Regions from separate parts of the Homo sapiens genome. Here all the other regions are linked to region 3. The links are chromatin contacts, found by Hi-C or POLR2A ChIA-PET in ENCODE. All regions are on one chromosome and are shown on one strand. Each heading gives the region's core, a stretch centred on a gene start or an enhancer-like site at or near the end of the contact. The rest is flanking DNA. Distances are from core to core; before and after follow the strand shown.

What was found. Hi-C counts contacts between places; a loop is a spot of excess contacts on that map. ChIA-PET counts read pairs that join two places held with the same protein, here RNA polymerase II (POLR2A). Pooled maps may share reads with other maps.
Region 1: a pooled map shows a loop between it and region 3 (3-fold over the local background). The contact joins the promoter of CASP10 here to the enhancer-like site in region 3. A Hi-C loop is called at or near these places in 7 of 50 pooled maps. POLR2A ChIA-PET finds 5 or more read pairs at or near these places in 2 of 52 experiments (activated T-cell and common myeloid progenitor, CD34-positive).
Region 2: a pooled map shows a loop between it and region 3 (4-fold over the local background). The contact joins the promoter of CASP8 here to the enhancer-like site in region 3. A Hi-C loop is called at or near these places in 1 of 37 single-sample maps with no recorded cell type and 10 of 50 pooled maps. POLR2A ChIA-PET finds 5 or more read pairs at or near these places in 4 of 52 experiments (activated CD4-positive, alpha-beta memory T cell, activated CD8-positive, alpha-beta T cell, activated CD8-positive, alpha-beta memory T cell and 1 more).

The regions. Positions count from the first base shown.
Region 1 is chr2:201,181,212-201,184,948 of GRCh38, reverse strand. It overlaps CASP10 (caspase 10), which reads right to left and starts at 1,808. Exons shown (of 10, transcript NM_032977.4): 1 at 1,641-1,808.
Region 2 is chr2:201,258,388-201,262,256 of GRCh38, reverse strand. It overlaps CASP8 (caspase 8), which reads right to left and starts at 1,721. Exons shown (of 9, transcript NM_001372051.1): 1 at 1,644-1,721. RefSeq lists enhancers at 3,417-3,836, 3,857-3,869.
Region 3 is chr2:201,411,928-201,415,444 of GRCh38, reverse strand. The region is part of intron 2 of TRAK2 (trafficking kinesin protein 2); the gene reads left to right. It also overlaps the pseudogene SCYL2P1. Among named protein-coding and RNA genes, the nearest start is that of TRAK2, 38 kb to the left of the region's middle. Within about 2 kb of position 1,309, at least 5 of the 41 ENCODE cell types and tissues checked have a DNase peak (open chromatin) inside an H3K27ac peak, as active enhancers do.

The DNA of each region.
Region 1 (3,737 bases), core at 559-3,058, 230 kb after region 3:
AGAGTTGCTCAAATCAGTGTAGGAAGTTAAAAATTACATGAGTCGGCTGCTCTGTCTATGGAGTAGCCATTCTTTTGTTTCTTTACTTCTCTAATAAACTTGTTTTCACTAAAAAAAAACAAATTACATGAGTCAATGTTTCCATCTGATCAGTTTATAAACTATGCTATTCTCTATACTAAATTTCATCATAATCAGAGGAGCAATGCAGTGATAAAATTTTCATTGTAATACTATTTATTCTATAAGCACTTGAGGTATGTAGTCAATATGCAGAACTTGGCTATTTTTAGAAACAAGAAAATACTTTATAAAGGAAGGAACAGGTGGGGTGTCATGGCTTACGCCTATAATCCCAGCACTTTGGGAGGCCAAGGCGGGTGGATCACTTGAGGCCAGGAGTTCAAGACCAGACTGGGCAACGTGGTAAAACCCCATCTCTACAAAAAATACAAAAATTAGCCAGGCATGGTGGTGCACGCCTGTGGTCCCAACTACTCAGAGGGCTGAAGCAGAAGGATCATTTGAGCCCCGGGGATGGAGGTTCCAGTGAGCCATGATTGTGCCACTGCACTCCACCCTGGGTGACAGAGCAAGACCCTGCCTCAAAAACAAAACAAAACAACAACAAAAAAACCTCCTAGACCTCAGAAGGAAAGGGTGATTTTAGACAAGAGTTGCTCAAATCAGCGAAGGAAGATAAAAATTACATGAGTCAATGTTTCCATCTGACTAGTCTATAAACTATGGTATTCTACATACTAAATTTCATTATAATCAGAGAAGCACTTCAGGAGACTGAGGCAGGTGGATCACTGTGAGGCCAGGAATTCGGGACAAGCCTGGGCAACACGGTGAAACCCCGTCTCTACAAAAAATACAAAAATTAGCTGGGCTTGGTGGTGTATGCCTGTGGTCCCAGCTTCATAGGAAGCTGAGATGGGAGGATTGCTTGAACCTGGGAGGCGGAAGTTGCAGTAAGCCAAGATTGTGCCACTGCACTCCAGCTTGAGTGCTGGAGGGTGAAAGAGGGAGACTCCGTCTCAAATAAATAAATAGATAAATAAATAAATAAATAAATAAATAAATAAAGGAAGGAAGACACAGCAAAAATCAAAACCTCCATAACAAACAGTGGTTATATCGAGGTGACATAACTATAGATAATACAAATTTCCTTCTGGGCTTCCAATTGAATTTCTCAAATTTTATGCATATGTGAGCATACACATTACTTTTGGTGTTAAAAGAAACAAAAAAATGTCATTTTTAATGTGATAATCCAGGGGATCTTCCCTGCTACTAGCCCTGAGGTCAAATGAGTGGTTTATTGGAGACACCTTTCTATTCTACCGCATCTAGCATTTGCCTTGTGGTTTCTTGACAATTCTGATCTCTAGTTTTAGTGAGTCTACCAAACTTTGTCTCTGTGAGCTAACATATTTCTGCCCCGGTAAAAGGCTATGTTGGAGGCTTCCGGATTTTTTAACTTTTGTTTTCCCAGGCATGACAAAGAAATCTAAGAAAAAATAGTGCCATTGCTGACAAGTTTTTGCAAGTTTCTACAACACGAAGCCATGAAGCAAAGGAAAAGATTCAAGCATGAGACTCTGGAGTAAGAAGGGTTGTTAATTACATACCTTCAGATCAAGCTCCACCAATCTTCTGGAAGTAAACGGTTCTCAGGGAAATTGCCTGAAAACAAAGTTTTAAAGAAAGTAGAATCCTCTGTGTGCTCCAAGGTCCAAAGAAGCTCCCATTTGCTTGGGAAGAGACTTCAAGACTTGCTGGTTGTTTAAGTGAAAACTGAATCTTCAGGACTGGGTAGCCTGATACTAGTTTCCTGCTGATGTCATCACTGCTTATCTGCCTTTTTCCCTCCCCTTTTCCAGGGTTAAGATAACTTTGACAAACAGCGTCTCCTAAAGGCTAATTTACAACTTTCTCACTGTAGAGCTTGGGGTTTCCCCAGGTAAAGCAAAAGCTTCCTAGAAACGAACCCGTGGAAGCCACAAAGTGCTTCAGGCTTTCCTTTGGATCTCCATTTCCTTGGTAAGTCAAAAAGGGAAGCATCTGTTTTCCTAACCAACTCCTTCCCCAAACACACTTCACTTTTCAAATAAAGCCAAAAAGCTCATGAAATAGTTGTCGGCCATGTTAACCCTTTCTTATGTCCACATGCAAATAAACAATGGAGCGATCTCCACTTACCGCAACCTCTGCCTCCTGTGTTCAAGTGATTCTCCTGCCTCAACCTCCCGAGTAGCTGGGATTACAAGCATGCGCCACCACGCCCGGCTAATTTTTTGTATTTTTAGTAGAGACGAGGTTTCACCATGTTGGCCAGGCTGGTCTCGAACTCCTGAGCTTGTGATCCACCCTCCTTGGCCTCCCAAAGTGCTGGGATTACAGGCATGGAGCCACCGTGCCCGGCCCACAAATAAAATTTTTAAAAGATAAAAGAAAAGTGGGGATTCACTTTCAGTCTTTGTGGGAGAAATTAAGAAATAAAAAGAAAAAGAAAGGAAAAAAAAAAGAAAAGTGGGGATGGTGAATTACAAGCCCATTTGGAGGTACCTGCAAGAGACTCAACAAATTTGTGGTAGGCAAAACTGACAGTATGTGTTCTCACAGCACATTCAAACCAGCAGGAAAGTGAGACTTTGAAGACATTATTTCTAATCATAAAAACAATACTGCACACTAATATTGCAACTACCATGTGCCAGGGCATTTACAAATATTTACTCATTTCACCATCCCAACAACACTGTAAGATAAATACTATTACTATGACTGCTGCTTTAACATGTGAAAACTAAGGCACAGAAAGGTTAATTAATTTGCCCAAGGTCACACAGTGAGCGGCTGGAAGAGCCAAGATTTAAACCAGCAAGTTTGGATCAAAGTCACTACACTATAATTAAGCTAACTCAAATGTGCAGCACTCTGGAAAGAGGTACAGAGTCTTAGAAAGATGTTTTATCTATGGGGAAAAAAAGCAAGATTTATGATGCTTTGATTAGCAAATGTATTAAAATGTCCTTTCCATGTCCTAGGCATCATTCAGAGAACTTCTGTGCTTAAGAAAGACAAGTCCTGGGGCCAGGTGCAGTGGCTCCCGCCTGTAATCCCAGCACTTTGGGAGGCTGAGGCAGGCGGATCACGAGACCAGCTTGGCCAAGATGGTGAAACGCTGTCTCTACTACAAATACAAAAAATTAGCTGGGCGTGGTGGCACACACCTGTAATCCTAGCTGCTCGGGAGGTTGAGGCAGGATAATCGCTTGAAGGCAGGAGGTGGAGGTTGCGGTGAGCGGATATCACGCCATCACACTCCAGCCTGGGCTACAGAGCAAGACTCCTTCTCAAAAAAAAAAAGAAAAGAAAAAGACAAGTCCTGGCCAGGCACAGTGGCTCACACCTGTAATCCCAGCACTTTGGGAGGCTGAGGTGGGCAGATTGCTTGAGGTCAGGAGTTCAAGACCAGCCTGGCCATCATGGTGAAACCACATCTCAACTAAAAACATAAAATTCGCCAGGCTTGGTGGCACATGCCTGTAATCCCAGCTACTAGGAGGCTGAGGCTGGAGAATCGCTTGAACCCGGGAGGCAGAGGTTGCAGTGAGCCAAAATCGTGCCATTGCACTCCAGCCTGGGCGACAGAGAAAGACTCTCTCAAAAAAAAAAAAAAAAAAAACCTTCTTGGGAAAGGGGGGCCGGAGCACAGCAGGCTG
Region 2 (3,869 bases), core at 472-2,971, 150 kb after region 3:
CCCCATTTTTCTGTTGTGAAAAATCACGGCTTGGAAATAAGCTAGTAAGAGAGAGAGCCACAGCCAGATTTAAGTGTCTCACTCAAGGGCTTCAGTGACAGATCACAAAGATTTAGACGTCATTCTACTTGCAGCTGGAAGGCAGTGAAAGAATCTCATGAAGAAAAACATAAAATCATAACTTTTTTAGAGAACAACATTTCAAAAAATTTTATAATAACAAAGCCACAAAAACAGAAGTTCTTAACAAATCCACTATAGGAGAGGGGGTTAGAGCCTCACAAAGGAAGTGCTAGAATCTAGGCCCCAGCATCTCATTCCAGAGTCCCATTCTACCACTGTATTACATGTCACAATTAAACTGTAAATACATTCCATCTCATCACAATCATTCCAGTAATATTCTAGCAGCATCCTAGCTCTTGCAGTGATAACTAAAAAGCAAAACATGCATTTGCCATCGGAAGCAGAAACCTGCATCTCATCCGAAGCTTGAGAGAACCTGAAAGCCACTCGCTCTCAGGCCCAAACCCCTAACCGGCAGGTAGTATTGCCACTCCCTCCAATCCAGGCTGGCTGCCTCAGACTGCGGGCTGCCCCGGAACCTGACAGACATCCATTCTGCACGCACATGATGTCCATAACAGGGCGCTGCAGCCACGGCATTCAAACAACCCAGCAAAGGTGTCCAAACCTCAGCAAAACATATAATCCCATCATTTTCAAACAGAATGAAACTTGCAACTTCACCTGTAAATTCTTAACCCCACAAGTGCAGGTCTCTGATTGTGTCTATCTAGTCTTCCCATTATATTGTTTTTTGAACTGTTCTGTATCTTTTTAATTTTTTTTTTTTTTTTTTTTTGAGACGGAGTTTCGCTCTTGTTGCCCAGGCTGGAGTGCAGTGGCACGATCTCGGCTCACCACAACTTCCACCTCCCAGGTTCAAGCGATTCTCCTGCCTCAGCCTCCCGAGTAGCTGGGATTACAGGCATGCGCCATCATGCCCGGCTAATTTTGTATTTTTAGTAGAGACGGGGTTTCTTCATGTTGGTCAAGCTGGTCTCAAACTCCCGACCTCAGGTGAACCACCGCCTCGACCTCCCAAAGTGCTGGGATGACAGGCGAGAGCCACCACGCCCAGTCTTTTTTAATTTCTTTAAAAAATAAATAATTGAATTAGTAGGACCACATGGGTGTGTTTGTGTGTATGTGTGTGTGCGTTTATGTTGGCAAGTGTGTATGTTGGTGGGTATGTGTGTTGGTGGGAGGATAGCTGTAGCAGCAAAGTCAGTAGAGATTTAAATTTTGGCTTCTATTATTTCACAAGTTTGACTGGGATCAGGATGAGGCCTTTATACAAGTAGTTAAACTTGCAGCATTTCAGAAGCTCCTAGGACTTCATCAGTCTAAGCTAGAATGGCCTTCAGATCTGGAAACTGCACGGCCCTCGGCAAGGCTCTCAGAGGGACTGCTACCTCTTACACTAACTTCATGGTTTCCCCATCCACACTCACATACGAGGATCACCTCCATGGCCCCAGGGCCACCCGATCTCACTCTCAGCAGCCTAGAAAACTCCAGAATCAAAGGCCTTCCTCCCAAAAGGCCCCTCTGACCTTAACAAAGAGGCAAATCCTTACCTTACTCTCACGATGGTAGCACCTTCGTCACAGGCCTATCCACTACCATCTGAGCATCTAAGACAAGAGCAAACGTCTAATGAAGGACGGAAGGGCACAGCCAGCCAGCTCTACTTCCTGTTTCGAAACTCCTGAGTCACAAACACTAGAGGGGAAAGAGCGCTTACCACTTGCCCCTGAGTGAGCAGAGTGCCTTCTAAAGCTTCTAAAGCTGCAGGAAAAAGGCCTGGTGGTCCAGGAGACCGCACGCAGGGCACCTGGCCACCTGAGCACTGGCCCCTGGCTGTGACTTTGGATGGGCCATTTTACCTTTGGGGCCTCATTTCCACATTCCAAAACAAGGACGTTGGACTGGATTGTAACTAAGAACACTTTCATTTCATATTTAGGATTTAAAGATTTTTCTGGGTTCATCATTAAGACTTTAATTTTTTCATTCAATGAATCTTGATGGAGCACCTCAGAGAGGTCTTGAGATTGGACACTGCAGAGCCCTCTCATCTTGGTTCTCAGGGTGGCTGTGAACTTTCAGAGCTAAAGCCCCTGGTTTAGCCAAGGAGCATCTCTGTGGCCCCAAGGTCACCAGATTCCACCCTCAGCAGCCTAAAATACTCTAAAATTAAAAAAAAAAAAAAACTCTAAAAAGAAAAAACTCTAAAATGAAAAACCTCTAAAAAGAAAAAACTCTGAAATAAAAAAATTCTAAAATGAAAAAAATCTAAAAAGAAAAAACTCTAAAATGCAAAAACTCTTTGGTAAGATGGTAAGTCCATCTTACCAAAGGTGATCCTTGTATATGAGTGTAGCTGAGGAAACCATGAAGTTAGCTGAAAGCTGGGTTTACCATCTTATCAAAGAAGCAAATCCTGGGGCCCTCACCATGTTGGGCTCTAGGGATATACCAGTAAACAAAATATTGCCTTCATACTGAGAGTTAGATGAAATGTTTTCTGATATTAAAAGTAGGAAAAGAAAATCAAACACCTCTCTTCTTTGAAACTGCCTTTTGTCTTTCCCCAAATAGAATATAAGCTTTCAGAGGGTAGGGACTCATAGCTGAGAAGACTGAACGAAGTATCTGAAAAGGACTCTTCACCAGAGAGGGCTAGGTCAAGATGGCCTCATAATATCAATGCCTGGATGGCCACCGTGGCTCATGCATGTAATCCTAGCACTTTGAGAGGCCAAGGTGGGAGGATCCCTTGAGCATAGGAGTTTGAGACCAGCCTGGGCAACAAAATGAGACACCATCTCTATGAAGAAAAATTTTTTAATTAGCCAGGTGTGGTAGCACGCGCCTGTGGTCCCAGCTAATCTGAAGGCTGAGATGGGAAAATTGCTTGATCCCAGGATGTTGAGGCTGCAGTGAGCCGTGATTGCACCACTGCACTGCAGCCTGGGTGACAGAGCAAGACTTTGTCTCAAAAAATAAATAAATAAAAAAGAAATAGAAACAGAATGAGCAAAATAAAATACCAATAGTATTAATATGCAATAATAATTGCTAACTCGTGTAGTAAGTGATGTATGCGTATTATCTCCTTCAAGCCTCACAGTCACCTCTGGAGGCATTATTAATCATTTAATGATGAGATAACAGAGGCACAGAGGAATTACTTGCCTGAGATCGCATAGTTAAAAAACAGTGTACACATACAAAAGAAAAATACATTTTGCAAAGATACAGATAAATTCACGAATCCACATCAAAACATTAGAGAACTGTCTTTGGGGAACAAGAGAGAGGGCAGGAGGGCAAGGGTGGGGGTGGAGAGATAAAAGGAAACCCTTCAGACACGGAAGAGGGGGAAGGGGCTGTGCACCTCAGGGCATCGTGATTCGACAGAATGACAGAATAAAGTACTTAACCGTCGGCCCCAGGGCCAAATGAAAAAGAAAAAAAAGTGGATTGATAAAGTCTTCTGGACTCTCCAAACGGGTCCACAGGAGGGAGACCGTGTATCTGCATTCGAGGCGGCAGGGAAGCTTGGAGGACAAAAAGGTAGCAGAGGAACTGGAGACTGCTCAGAGTGAAAAAGTAGCAAAGTCAGAGGCAACGGCTCAGAGAGAAACCACACAGGAGACCTGGGCCAGGCAGCACCCAGAGGTGTCCTCAGAAGGGCAGATCCAAGTTGCTTCCCCACCCCCACAGCCCTGTTTCTAGAGCAAGTCAAGAAACAAAAATATTGTGGTTTCCTGTTGAAGAGGCCACCTTGGCAACAGGCA
Region 3 (3,517 bases), core at 60-2,559:
TAATTCTGTTATTTCTGTCATGACGGGTCTGTTTCTGTTGACTCATTTCCCTCCTGGTTATGGATTACATTTTGTTTATTTTTGCATATCTAGTAATTTTGTATGGACTGGTGAATATTATGAATGTTACATTGTTAGGTGTTTAGGTTTTGTTGTCTTCCTTGGAAAAGTGTTAAAATTTATTTTGGCAAGACTTTAAGTTATTTGCTGATAAGGTTAACCCTTTGAGGCTTGTTTTTCATCTGTAGGTCTACAGATCATACTCTAGACCAAGCTCTAGTGTGCTTGATTCTAGCACTGATTTAATTATCTTACCGGTAGGCATGACTGGGAAAAAATGGACATGAAGGAGACATTTGGAGGATAAAATGGTAGAGAAGGAGTTGTCAAGCCTGGGCAAGAGTAATAAATGGAACATTATCAGAATATGGAAGCAAGGTGGAAGAGCTAGTCTAAAGAATATTTAGCTTAATCTACTAAGCCTGGATTGTACACTTATTTTTAATATTACATTTTGGAAGTAGGGAATTATTCTAGTCTAGAAGAGATGCTAGGGACTAGTATCTCTTGTAATGAATGTCACTTTTGTTCTTCATCTCCACTATACCGTTGAATACCTAATAGTCTGTTTTTAGCTCTGCATGTATTTATAGTCAACTTCTCTTCCTGAGTATTAAAATGACAATCTCTATGTAATATATGTGTGGCAGGAAAAATTTGGATAATCACATGGAACTTGTAATAATAGAATTTGGATATATGTTCAGGTCTCCTATTTAAGAGATCTGTAAGGATTGAGAGCTTATTTAGAACCATATTTAAGGTTTTAAATCTGCCTCATCTCTATCTCATTGTGGTGATCAAGCCACTGCTTCTCCTTCTGGGTGAATAGGGATGTCTGATATTGCCAGCCTCCTTTTATTAAACTTATTAAAATGTCATTGTGAAGTCAAGGTCAAGTCGTAGGAATTTACTCTCTTAAGGATTTGTTTTCTTAACCAGTACTTTGTTGTTCTTTGCCAGAGCTAGAGCATGTTTCATTATACTACCCACAAAGGAAATACCACATCTCTTTAAAAGTGAGAGGGTTGATATGACATCCTGTACTTTCGCTATTTTAAGCCCTAGTATTTTAAGCATGTTAACAGAAATAACTCTCCTTTTTTGTAAACAGCTAAGTTTGGGAGGTGTTAAATGATGGGCAGTACTGGGAACAGGAAGATAGTGGCAGATACATAAAAACACAAAAGCTCAGTTTGTTCAGAGATGGGGGTGGGGGTGTTATAGGTGTGCAAGTGAGAGAGTAGTGATGTAAATAGTATTCAGTGAGTACCTGTGATCTGCCAGATACCCTGGGTGCCTTAATTGCTTATTTTAGTTACTTCTTACTACTGTTGTGTGTGATAAATGATCTTTATTTTACAAATGAGAGAAATTAAGGCTCTGAAAGGATGAATCGTGTGTCTAACAATTAGTAGAGGAGTCAGATTCAGAAGCTACGTCTGATGCCAAAACCCATGATCTTTCTAATATTAAGAGTGAAAAATAGGACAATAAGTAGATTAGACACCTGGAGGAATTAGGAGATATGTAGGACTAATACTGTATGTTGGAGACATGATGTGTAGGAACTTGCTTTCTAGGACAAGTTGTCAGCCTTTGTCCTGTAAATGGCAGATAGCAACAAGAATGGGTACAGTGCTGGATAGGAAGTCGAGACCCAGGTCTGGTGGTTCTAGTGTCCTCGGCAAGTTACCCATCTTTAAGTCTCAGTTTCCTTATCTAGGAGGCAGGATTGGATGGTTTCCGAAAGTGTCTTCTACCTTTAATACTCTGTAATTATTTAGATACTATAGCAACCTTATTTTAGCAGTCTTGATTTGATCTCTAGGTGTAAAAACTCAATAGTAATACAGTAATAAAAATAGCTGACAATAGGTCTTTCAGTCTTTTCCCCCCTCCCTTAGTCTTCGTCCCCAATCCCTCCCCTCCCTATCCCTTTCCCTCCTCCAGCTGCCACGTGTGAAGGCAGAGCAGGAACAGCCTGTGTTTAGGGGGGTGGGGAAAAAGAGGCCCAGTTCTGCCCCTCCTGGAAGGAGAGGGAAAAGGTAACTATAACTACCCAATATTGCAGCCATGGAGTCCATGTTTAATAAATTGAAGAGTACTGTTACAGAAGTAACAGCTGATGTCACTAGTGCTGTAATGAGAAATCCTGTCACTAGAGAATTTGATGTTGGTCAGCACATTGCCAGTGGTGGCAGTGGGCTAGCTTGGAAGATTTTTAATGGCACAAAAAAGTCAACAAAGCAGTGGCTGTTTTTGTCTTTGATAAAAAATGATTGACAAATATCAAAAATTTGAAAAGGATCAAATAATTGATTCTCTAAAATGAGGAGTCCAACACTTAACTCGACTTCAACACCCTCGACTTCTTACTGTCCAGCATTCTTTAGAAGAATCCAGGGATTGCTTGGTGTTGTGTACAGAACCAGTTTTTTGCCAGTTTAGCCAGTGTTCTTGGTAACTGGGAAAATCTCCCTTTCCCTATATCTCCAGACATTAAGGATTATAAACTTTATGATGTAGAAACCAAATGTGGTTTGCTTCAGGTTTCTAAAGGATTGTCATTCTTGCATAGCAGTGTGAAAATGGTACATGGAAATATTACTCCTGAAAATACAATTTTGAATAAAAGTGGAGCCTGGAAAATAATGGGTTTTGATTGTTGTGTATCATCAACCAATCCTTCTGAACAAGAGCCTAAATTTCCTTGTAAAGAATGGGACCCAAATTTACCTTCATTGTGTCTTCCAAATCCTGAATATTTGCCTCCTGAATACATACTTTATGTGAGCTGTGAAACAGTCAGTGATATATATTCTTTAGGAACTGTTATGTATGCTGTATTTAATAAAAGGAAACATATATTTGAAGGCAATAAGCAAGACATTTATAAGAGTTTCAGTAGGCAGTTGGATCAGTTGAGTTATTTAGGATCTAGTTCACTTATAAATATACCTGAGGAAGTTCGTGAACATGTAAGGCTACTGTTAAATGTAACTCCAACTGTAAGACCAGATGCAGATCAAATGACAAAGATTCCCTTCTTTGATGATGTTGGTGCAGTAACACTGCAATATTTTGATACCTTATTCCAAAGAGATAATCTTCAGAAATCACAGTTTTTCAACGGACTGCCAAAGGTTCTACTGCCCAAGCATGTCATTGTACAGAGAATTTTGATTTGACTTCAGAATTTGTAAACCCTGACATGGTACCTTTTGTTTTGCCCAGTGTTCTACTGATCGTTGAGGAATGCACCAAAGAAGAATATGTCACATTAATTCCACCTGAACTTGGCCCTGTGTTTAAGCAGCAGGAGCCAATCCAGATTTTGTTAATTTTCCTACAAAAAATGGATTTGCTACTAACCAAAACCCCTCCCAATGAGATAAAGAACAGTGTTCTACCCATGGTTTACAGAGCACTAGAAGCTCCTTCCATTCAATACCAG